Linked DNA regions of Mus musculus: region 2 is linked to region 1. A link is a loop called in an ENCODE intact Hi-C map of the cell type or tissue named here. Cell type or tissue: left cerebral cortex. All regions are shown on one strand. Links, peaks and the distances in the headings refer to the core of each region. The heading gives the core; the rest is flanking DNA. Region 1 has its middle 38 kb from the start of Gm31636. Region 2 has its middle 9.2 kb from the start of Stat4.

What was found. A loop is a pair of places that touch in the nucleus more often than their neighbours do. Peaks named below come from ENCODE experiments on the same cell type or tissue, not always from the same donor. Only the 100,000 strongest peaks of a DNase experiment are listed, where the experiment ranks them.
Region 2: a loop joins it to region 1, with 4 times the contacts of the local background. A loop is called at or near these places in 21 of 42 quality-filtered maps.

Annotation. Positions count from the first base shown.
Region 1 is chr1:51,658,029-51,663,411 of GRCm38, reverse strand. No RefSeq gene overlaps it. Among named protein-coding and RNA genes, the nearest start is that of Gm31636, 38 kb to the right of the region's middle. In left cerebral cortex, for the core only: no CTCF peak of the experiment used is centred there; a DNase peak (open chromatin) is centred at 2,674.
Region 2 is chr1:51,996,387-52,001,769 of GRCm38, reverse strand. It overlaps a transcript of Stat4 not described here. Among named protein-coding and RNA genes, the nearest start is that of Stat4, 9.2 kb to the left of the region's middle. In left cerebral cortex, for the core only: a CTCF peak has its summit at 3,014 (motif pointing right); a DNase peak (open chromatin) is centred at 3,021.

The sequences.
Region 1 (5,383 bases), core at 225-5,224:
TCAACAAATTAGAAAGAGCAATCTGCAAATTCATCTGGAATAACAAAAAAACCTAGGATAGCAAAAACTCTTCTCAAGGATAAAAGAACCTCTGGTGGAATCACCATGCCTGACCTAAAACTGTACTACAGAGCAATTGTGATCAAAACTGCATGGTACTGGTATAGTGACAGACAAGTAGACCAATGGAATAGAATTGAAGACCCAGAGATGAACCCACACACCTATGGTCACTTGATCTTCGACAAGGGAGCTAAAACCTTCCAGTGGAAGAAAGACAGCATTTTCAACAAATGGTGCAGGCACAACTGGTTGTTATCATGTAGAAGAATGCAAATCGATCCATTCCTATCTCCTTGTACTAAGGTCAAATCTAAGTGGATCAAGGAACTTCACATAAAACCAGAGACACTGAAACTTATAGAGAAGAAAGTGGGGAAAAGCCTTGAAGCTATGGGCACAGGGGGAAAATTCCTGAATAGAACAGCAATGGTTTGTGCTGTAAGATTGAGAATTGACAAATGGGACCTCATGAAACTGGAAAGCTTCTGCAAGGCAAAGGACACCGTCAATAAGACAAAAAGACCACCAGCAGATTGGGGAAGGATGTTTACCTATCCTAAATCAGATAGGGGACTAATATCCAATATATATAAAGAACTCAAGAAGGTGGACTCCAGAAAATCAAATAACCCCATTAAAAAATGGTACTCAGAGCTAAACAAAGAATTCTCACCTGAGGAATACCGAATGGCAGAGAAGCACCTGAAAAAATGTTCAACATTCTTAATCATCAGGGAAATGCAAATCAAAACAACCCTGAGATTCTATCTCACACCAGTCAGAATAGCTAAGATCATAAATTCAGGTGACAGCAGATGCTGGCGAGGATGTGGAGAAAGAGGAACACTCCTCCATTATTGGTGGGATTGCAAGCTTGTACAACCACTCTGGAAATCAGTCGGGCAGTTTCTTAGAAAATTGGACATAGTACTACCGGAGGATCCAGCAATACCTCTCCTGAGCATATATCCAGAAGATGTCCCAACCGGTAAGAAGGACACATGCTCCAGTATGTTAATAGCAGCCTTATTTATAATAGCCAGCAGCTGGAAAGAACCCAGATGCCCCTCAACAAAGGAATGGATACAGAAAATGTTGTACATTTACACAATGGAGTACTACTCAGCTATTAAAAAGAATGAATTTATGAAATTCCTAGGCAAATGGATGGACCTGGAGGGCATCATCCTGAGTGAGGTAACCCAATCACAAAGGAACTCACACAATATGTACTCACTGATAAGTGGATATTAGCCCAAAACTTAGGATAACCAAGATATAAGATACAAATTACTAAACGCATGCAACTCAAGAAGAATGAACACCAAAGTATGGACACTTTGCTCCTTCTTAGAATTGGGAACAAAACACCCATGGAAGGAGTTACAGAGACAAAGTTTGGAGCTGTGACGAAAGGATGGACCATCTAGAGACTGCCATATCCGGGGATCCATCCCATAATCAGCTTCCAAATGCTGACACCATTGCATACACTAGCAAGATTTTGCTGAAAGGACCCAGATATCTGTCTCTTGTGAGACTATGCCGGGGCCTAGCAAACACAGAAGTGGATGCTCACAGTCAGCTATTGGATGGATCACAGGGCCCCCAATGGAGTAGCTAGAGAAAGTACCCAAGGAGCTAAAGGGAACTGCAACCCTATAGGTGGAACAACATTATGAACTAACCAGTACCCCAGAGCTCTTGACTCTAGCTGCATATGTAGCAAAAGATGGCCAAGTCGGCCATCACTGCAAAGAGAGGCCCATTGGACACACAAACTTTATATGCCCCAATACAGGGGAACGCCAGGGCCAAAAAGTGGGAATGGGTGGGTAGGGGAGTGGGGGGGAGGGTATGGGGGGCTTTTGGTATAGCATTGGAAATGTAAATGAGGAAAATACCTAATATAAAATATTAAACAAACAAAAAAAAGCCTAGGTCATGTTTTGTAATTATTTGAAAGCCAGAGTTTCATACATGGAGTATTTTTGGTTAATGATAAAAGGCCATCATTCATTGTATAAAAGAGTAGCTGTCAGAAGATATAGAAGGTTGCTTCATGTCACCGTGGGCCTACTGACACTCTAGCCACATCAATCTCACCAATTTCTAGTTGCTGGTAAGACCTATAAATCACTGGCATAAACCTGAGTTGACATCCAGGCATTGCTGAGCTGAAAACCTCTGTGGTTAGACAGCAAGAAAGAATTAAAAAAAAAAAAAAAACAACTGAATGTGCTTCTAGAAACAGTCAGTCCTTTGAGTACCCACTAAGGCATCATGTCAATGCTATTGTTATAAAACTTCATTCTGCTATTTAGTTCTACATACAAGAGAGACGATATATAGGCATAGCTAGTGACTTCCCTAAAATTGTTCGTTCTTGACTGGCTTGGTGATTCTTTCCCTCATGAGAATGAAAAGAAGTCAAGCCTGTGATTACACCACTTATCACCCCTGTAGCATCTTTGTCCAGAGACTGGTTGGCATAGTGGAGGGGGAAAAAAAAACAAAACACCAGAGAAGTCAGTACTTATTTTTCTAAGAAAAGTTGCTGTTAGTTGCTAGGAATGGAAGCTGAGCCTGGAGCCATGCTAGAGCAGCTGGTGAGTGGGGCAGAGCTCCTTGAAGCACTTGAATAAAAATGACAGCCCCAGAGAAAATGGCCAGCACTGACTTATCATAAATAGTATGTTCAGAGGAGTTCAGTTTTGTCATTATATGAATATAACAATCCAGGATGCTTCTAACGTAAGAAGCCCAAACTCCAAACTTACAGGCTCAAAAGACTGCTGCTTCTCACTAGGTGTAAACATGAACAAACATCAGCAGCAGAAAAAGAAAGATTTTTCTTTTTCTTTTTCTTTATTCCTTTCATTTAAGAAAGAAGAGCAAGAAATACAGAAGTGGATGCTCACAGTCATCTATTGGATGGAACACAGGGCCCCTAATGAAGGAGTTAAAGAAAGTACCCAAGAAGCTAAAAGGGAGACCCTATAGGAGAAACAACAATATGAACTAACCAGTACCCCCCAGAGCTTGTGTCTCTAGTTGCATATGTAGCAGAGTGTGACCTAGTCAGCCATCAATGGGAGGAAAGGCCTTTAGTCTTGCCAGGATTATATGCCCCAGTACAGGGGAACACCAGGGCCAGGAAGCAGAAGTGAGTGGGTTGGGGAACAGGGTGGGGGGAGGGTATAGGGGACTTTCGGGATAGCATTTGAAATGTAAATGAAGAAAATATCTAATAATAATAAAAAAGAATGAAGAGCCAGAGAACTAGGGTGCCTATTGCTAAAGAGTATCTTCTAGACATCACAGGGAAGCTCTATCTTGACATGGACCCTGACATTAACATGCCAATAGGGGAATTTTCATAAGACCCCAACCTCAGATGAAGGTTTACAGGCAGTTAGTGGCAGTTGAGAAAAGAAGAATCTGTTTTCTCCTAGAGCAAGGGTCCTATAACTTATATAACCCCAAGTGGTCTGTCCTAAACACTTGTACATATGAGCAACACTACATATTCTCAGCAAATTGTGTGTGTGTGTACGCGCACGCACACATGTGCACACACAAACACACACACGTAAGAAGAATCAATGAATTTGAGGGGTAGTATTGGGACATAAAAGGAGTTGGAAGGGAGGTGGAAATGTTGGAAATACAATACTCATAAATAAAATTGCCCACCCCCAAACTTTCCAAGCCATTTTTCCTCCGAGTAGATATTTGCTCACAGTGTATTATTTAGAACTAGGTTATAGGTTCATGCTGACAAGGCTCTGTCTGGAATCTGTCACAGTTGGTGTAGACCAATCAAGATTTATCCTTAAATCCTATGGAAGAGGCACAACCTCTAGGCATGACCCACAGGCTCTGCCACCAACTGAAAACCTAAGATGGTAGAGAATGGTGGTGGTGCTGGATGTAGCTTCAGGCGTTTCTTTCTGAAAATCATTTCCTTAAGGATGTTATTTCCAGCCCAGAGCCAATCGTAACCATTTGGAATGTTTTGGTGGAAATAGCCACACTCAATACCTAGAAGAACTTTGAGTGAAACACATCTTATTGTGCGGGAAGGGGAAGGAAGGGAAGGAGGTCAGTTGGTCACTTAACACTGGCAAATTGAAAAGAATAACTTTCGTAGATTACTGCAGTCTCATACTCAATATTACAATGATAACCATCCCCTTGAACCTTTGTCAGCAGTTGCATTTCAGAGAACATTTTACACAGAGTTCTTCTCTAACTGTAAAAGGAAGTTTGCTTTGTGGTGACAGGACCAGTCTGTGCAGGTCCAGTGCAAATCAATCCTGGATTAGGAGGGCCGTACCCCTTACTTTTCAACTATTGACTATGGGTAGAATCTGAGACAGATTGGGTCATTTTTTTTACATTTGTATACCACTGCTGAGCCCACTAGACTCCAACAGACAGGGTCAGGCTCATGGCCTCACAAGTAGATTTGGTTAAACTCAGTGGGCCACTAAAGAATGAATAAATATGAACACAGAAAGAGGTTTGTATGGAAATGTTAGACGGGGGTGGGGGTGGGGAGTAGGGGAGGGTGGCGAGGTAGGAAGAGGGGGGAGAATCTCAGGGATGAGTGTGACCAGTGTGCATTACATACATGTGTGAAATTGTTAGAGAACAAATTTAATTACTAACTTTATATTTTTGAAGTATGTGCATGCATGTGTGTATCAGTGTGCATGTGAGTGCATGCAAATGTGTACATGTATTAGACACAGAAAGAAAGAAAGAAAGAAAGAAAGAAAGAAAGAAAGAAAGAAAGAAAGAAAGAAAGAAAGAAAGAAAGAAAGTGAGGCGGGAGAGTGAACTTGCAGTTGTAGTGAGTACGGAAAGAGCATAATAAAACTCTCCTATATGGAGAGCAAAGCTACAGAACATATTGGAAAGCAAGCAGCAGAGGCAGTGACTTGCCCTGTGTGTAGAGTGAGAAGCACTGCAAGGAAACAAAGGGAAGGAAAGAAAGAAAATGAAAATGACAGTAGTGCATGACAGGAAGCAACTGCCCGACACCCTCTTATGCCGGAATGCTTGAGAATATAAAAAAATGGCTGAATTCCACATGTGGCTCCGTGTGGGGAAGGGGAAGCATGTGTTGTGACATTTGCATCAGGTCAAAGGATGATCTGCAAGCAAGTGTTATAGCGTTCACCCAAGATGCAAAACTGTATTTGAATAAGTCAGGTAGCAGCTGACATTGAAGCACAGTATGGCGGAAAAGAAGCCAACGATACAGAGCCTAGCTTGTGAGTTTTCACATATATCTATCATTAGCGTTTTCATG
Region 2 (5,383 bases), core at 199-5,198, 340 kb before region 1:
GATCAAGATGTGACCCCTCAGCTGTTCCTTCTCTCTGCCATCATGACCTCTATGTTAAAACTACTCATGCATTTGTGGAGTAAACCCCACTAGGCTGACACTACTATCTATCTATCTATCTATCTATCTATCTATCTATCTATCTATCTATCCATCTATCTATCTATCTATGTATCTATCTATCTATCTATCTATCTATCTATCTATGTATCTATCTATCTATCTATCTATCTATCTACGTATCTATCTATCTATCTATCTATCTATCTATCTATCTATCATGTGTCAATTTATCTCTTATGAACTTCGATAGCATATGTCTTTCAAATGATTTGCCTTTCTTACCTAAGATATTATAGGCATAAAATTATACTGTTTCTTTTTAAATATCTGTAAGGAACTGGTGAGATAGCTCAGTAGGTGCTTTCAGCCAAGACTGATGGCCTGAGTTCATTTCCCAAAATCCACATGATAGGAAGAGAAAACTGAGCTGGGTGGTGATAATGCAAGCCTTTAATACCAGCAGTGAGGAGACAGAGGCAGGTTGATCTCTGAGTTCAAGGCCAACCTGGACTACAGAGCAAGTTCCAAGACAGCCAAGGCTACACAACGAAACTCTACCTCAAAAAAAAAAACACAAAAAAACTCAAAAACAAACAAACAAACAAAAAACAATGAAAGAGAACAAGAGGAGGAGGAAGAGGAGAAAGAAGAAGAAAACTGACTGATGTCTGTTGTTATAGGACATCTACAGTCTCAAAAGCTAACACATGGTCACTGAATGATGGTGTTAAGAATAAACACCCAGCCTAGCATAGTGGCATGAGGTGGCACAGACTATTAATTCTCCCAGCACTTGGAAGATAGAGACAGGAAGATCTTTGAGTTTAAGGCCAGCCTGGTCTACATAGAGAGTTCCAGGACAGATAGGACTATATAGAGAGGCCCTGTCTCAAAAAAAAAAAAAAAAGACAAATAAGACAGAATAAATGCCCAATAGTTCAAAAGAATTGTTAAAAGGAACTGCAGAGGAAAGATACCAGGCGTTTACTGACACCAAAGAATATCAGACCTAATGGCTCAGTCAAGAGTGTAATGTTTAAGCACAACTTTATTTGGGCAAGGAGGAAGGTGCTAGGTTCAGCCTTTCTAAAGAAGGCACTGATGCAGGACTGAAACTGGCATCCTTAGCCAGCTATGGAGTGGTGGTACATGCCTATAATCCCAGCTCTTGGGGGCAAGGTTTTAGGTCTTGGAGATCAAGATGATCCCCATCTAGTTGTTTGAGGCCAACTTGGGTTCCTTGAGACTTTGTCTAAAAAGAAAAAGCCATCAAAGGAGAATCATTCTGCACCATGAGGAAAAAAACCTGAACATAAGGTGTGGTGGGAGCATCATTGTAAATAAATTTAGGTAGCGCTGGGATTTCTAAGTTAGTCAGTTTGTCCCTTGAGCAAGAGACTCTTGTTGAGGAGGTGAGTGAGACTGATATATAAACAGCTCCAAATCCCAAGGTAGGAACCTTGCTGTTGTAGAGCCATATCTAATTGAATAAGGGTGAATTTCTGATGCTAACGTACCTCATCGGACATAGGAGGTTTTGAAAGAAACCTCAGTGTCTTCCACCTAAGCAATCCCAAGTGATTGCCTCCTTGGTTGACTATATTGCTTAGGGCTATTGCTACAGTGAGAGGCATGCTTACTGAGCATGGACACTTTTGTATTGGGTTATTGTAGAAATAAAGGCAAGGAAGTGACTGAGGAACTTTGGTCTCCTAGGTACAGAGAACAAAGGAGATGAAGCGTGAAGGAGCTGAGTATTTTACTCATGTTCAGCACCAACTCCCTGTGGTCTGACCATTCAGTGAAATCAATAGCTGGAAACTGAAAGTCTTGGAGGGACAGCCAATGGTGGGGCCCAGGGAGCATGTTCCTATAGGCAGCAACAGTCTGGGCTTGAGGGAAACTGCCTGAACTATAATTTGTTAACATAAATTGAAATTCCTTACCTCTGCCCTGCTGTTGATATAGTGCAGCCCTATATAACCTATATAACCTATAACCTATATAATCTATATAACTGTAGCCAAGTAACATATATCTGCTGGTGTGGATGCTAATTTCCCTTGCCTGTGCTAAAGCAGCAATAATCACTTGTACACTATCTCTAGTGTCTACTGGGGATCTTCCAAGAGGTGAGAGGATGTGAAGAAGGGGAAAAAAAAGAACTCAGACAAGCATTGCCTCTTTTAGAAAGATGGTTGGACATTAAGCATTTTGGAATGATGGGAACTGAAAAACTTCTTTGGTCTAATCAGTTTGATCTTTTTATGACGAATAAGGCAACCCAACATAGACACACCTGATGGTGTGACTGATTTTAATACAAAACTTCAGGCTTGCATATTGCAGGGCAGAGAGCAACGACTGTACCAAACCTTTCCCCAAAAGACTTGATATAAGCATAACCCACTCCATATTCCTTGCTACAGACTGAAATTACTCAGAGGAACTAACATCACATGGAAAACACGTTAGAAAGAAAGTAGAGTACAGTGTTCTGTCTCCTTTATGTTGAAATGGTCAATAATAGCTAAGAGAAATCAAGAGTCTCTCTGAAACTAAGACAAACCAAACCAAATTGGCTATTTCCACAGAAGTAGATAGGTGGCCCCACAATGTGTAAAAACAATTGACTGGATCTAAGAAACTAAGAAAACTCGATACCATGTCTAATTTTCCCAGAAGTATTTGATTACATGAAATCAGATCATCCATGATCAGCTATCCTAGAAGTCCTTCATTGATCCTTGTGGGGGCTGCAAAGTCTTGGTTTCATGTAAGAGCATTGCTGGGGAGTGGTGGTCTTACACACAGTGAAAGAAGGATGCTTAATAGAAAAGCACAATTTTAAGGATGGGTGCTCGATCTTATCCAGAAGTATGTAGATGGCGGTCGAATTGTCAAAGTTCCTTTTCCTCAGCCAGTTCTGAAGATGACTCTGTCTGTGCACCAGGGGGCACTACTTTCACATGGAAGGCAAGCGGGGCCCGAGGCTTTATTGTGCATTTACCCTTAAGTTCCTTTCACACTTGAACAACATGGGTATTATTCTTTGGCTGCTTTTCACTTGTGATCATATATCCCAGATTTTTTCCTTGTGGTATCACAGATTTTGTAGAGACTCCAAGCTGGACCCTACCAACTTGCTGTATGACTAAAGGCATTGTTTTGGTATCCATACATCCATACATCCATCAGGATGAGTGTAGGAGGGAAGATACAGGAAAGAGACAATAGCCATGCCAAATGACTGTGAGAGTTTAATTAACTCTTGGCCTTATTGAGCTTGAGCACCTGAAGAATGCCTCTGGTATGACTCATACTTGAGACAGAGCTGAGCTAGGTATTCCATTAATTTAGGTTAAAAAGAAAACAAAAATAACAAACAAAAAGCAAAGCAAGGACTGGAGAGATGGCTCAGCAGTTAAAAACACTAACTGCTCTTCCAGAGGTCCTGAGTTCAATTCCCAGCAACCACATGGTGGCTCACAACCATCTCTAATGGAATTTGATGTCCTCTTCTGGTGTGTCTGAAGACAGTGACAGTGTGTACTATCCTCACATACATGAAATGAATAAATAAATCTTTTTAAAAAAAGAAATGTTTTTTAAAAAGGCAAAACAAACAAAACAAAACACCTCTAAGCCTTAGTTGCTCTGGGATCTCAAATCTACAAAGGGTGGTGATGCCAAAGGGTGGCTCAGGCCTCCTATCTCTCTATCTCTTCATAGAATCCACTATAGCAAATTTCTACATTTAAAAATCATCTAAATAAAGATGCTGGAGTCACAATAGCAAAGTTTCCTTTCTTAGACAAGTGCTCTCTGGCCGTATCTTACAAATAAGTTGCTGTTTTTTAAGTTCTTTGTTTAGGAAGCCTAAAGCCAGTCATGTTGGTTGGTTGGTTTGTCACATAGAACTTTTTTTTTTTTAGAAAGTTCTAACAGCATAGAACTCCAACACTCCAATTCACTTATAATATAAACATGCCCCCCACACTCACTTTCTTATCAGTGCATAGAATAGGAAATTCCAAGTGCTACAATTATACAAAAGAGAGATTAACAAAAAAAGGGATTGTAAGATCCATGGTGAAATACCGAAGAGTTATATGTTCAGGCTCCCTTAACGATGGCTCTTGGCCTGCCATCCCTTCAGGGTAAAGAAGCTTGTCCTGTCTAGCCCTGTCAGAAACATCCACTTAACGAGCTGTAATATGAGATTTTGACATAACCAACTGCACAGTGGTAACTCTACTGTAAGTACATTGTCCTCTTGCCCAAATTCAATACTGCTCCATTGTAAACAAGAAGTCTGGCTTAACTTGACTCTCCACTAAAAATATTTAAACTAAAACAGAAACTGACATCATAAGGGCAGGCTGAGTTCCCCGTGTTTAGATTTTGGACCGTTTCTATACTATTTCCAGAAATTTCCACCGGATGCTGCTTAATAGCTCTAACAATGAGTTACATACAGAGATTAACAGGGGAAACCCGATTAAGTCATCCAGACAACTGATCTTTCTACAAAGGTCAGGCTCTCCAGATTGGGACTTTAACACGGTGCTTTGGGCCAGAGCCAAGAGAGACATACAGTGACTCCGTTGTCTTCCCATTCAATCCTGACAGCACTGAACTGTTTTAGTTGGCTCTACTCATGCCCCACTTAATGCCTTAAACGGGAACTTCCAATGGTGCTGCTCTTTGCCTTGGAGATAGCCAATGGCAGAAATGCTATCTAGTGGCAGGCAATTAGACGCTCATAAATGGTGCTGGCACTAAAGTCAAGGTCAGGTTACCCCTGAGAACACCAGGAGACAAAGCCAACCTGGGAAAAAGAGTGGCACAGTCACCTCTGCTGTAGCTGCACTGTGTAAACACTGGCTCAGAGTGCCCATTGTTTCAGGCTTATTTACCCAGCTGGCAGGATTTACTCAACATCACAGCTGAAACCCTGAGTTTCTCACCTCTAGACAGTGGGCTTCCTAGCAAGTGAACAGTCTTCCTTCAGAGATATATGTCCTTCTTACATTCTGATTGTAGTTAATTCAACATTTTCAGGGTGGGTCTTATAAGATCTAGGATGTGAGACTAGAACTTTCTGGAGCAGTTGCTATAGTCTCAATTCATCTTAGATTTCTTTGTCAAGAATACACAGGTCTCAGTACAGCAACATACTTTTTTTTTAATGACCTACACTTTATACTGATGCGTTTGGACGACCAATCAGAGCACCCAGTCTTGACTCTATCTTTATGATTGAGAAGTAAGCCTAGGGATATGGAGAAAGTTTTTAGAAAGAAAGCACATTGTTTAC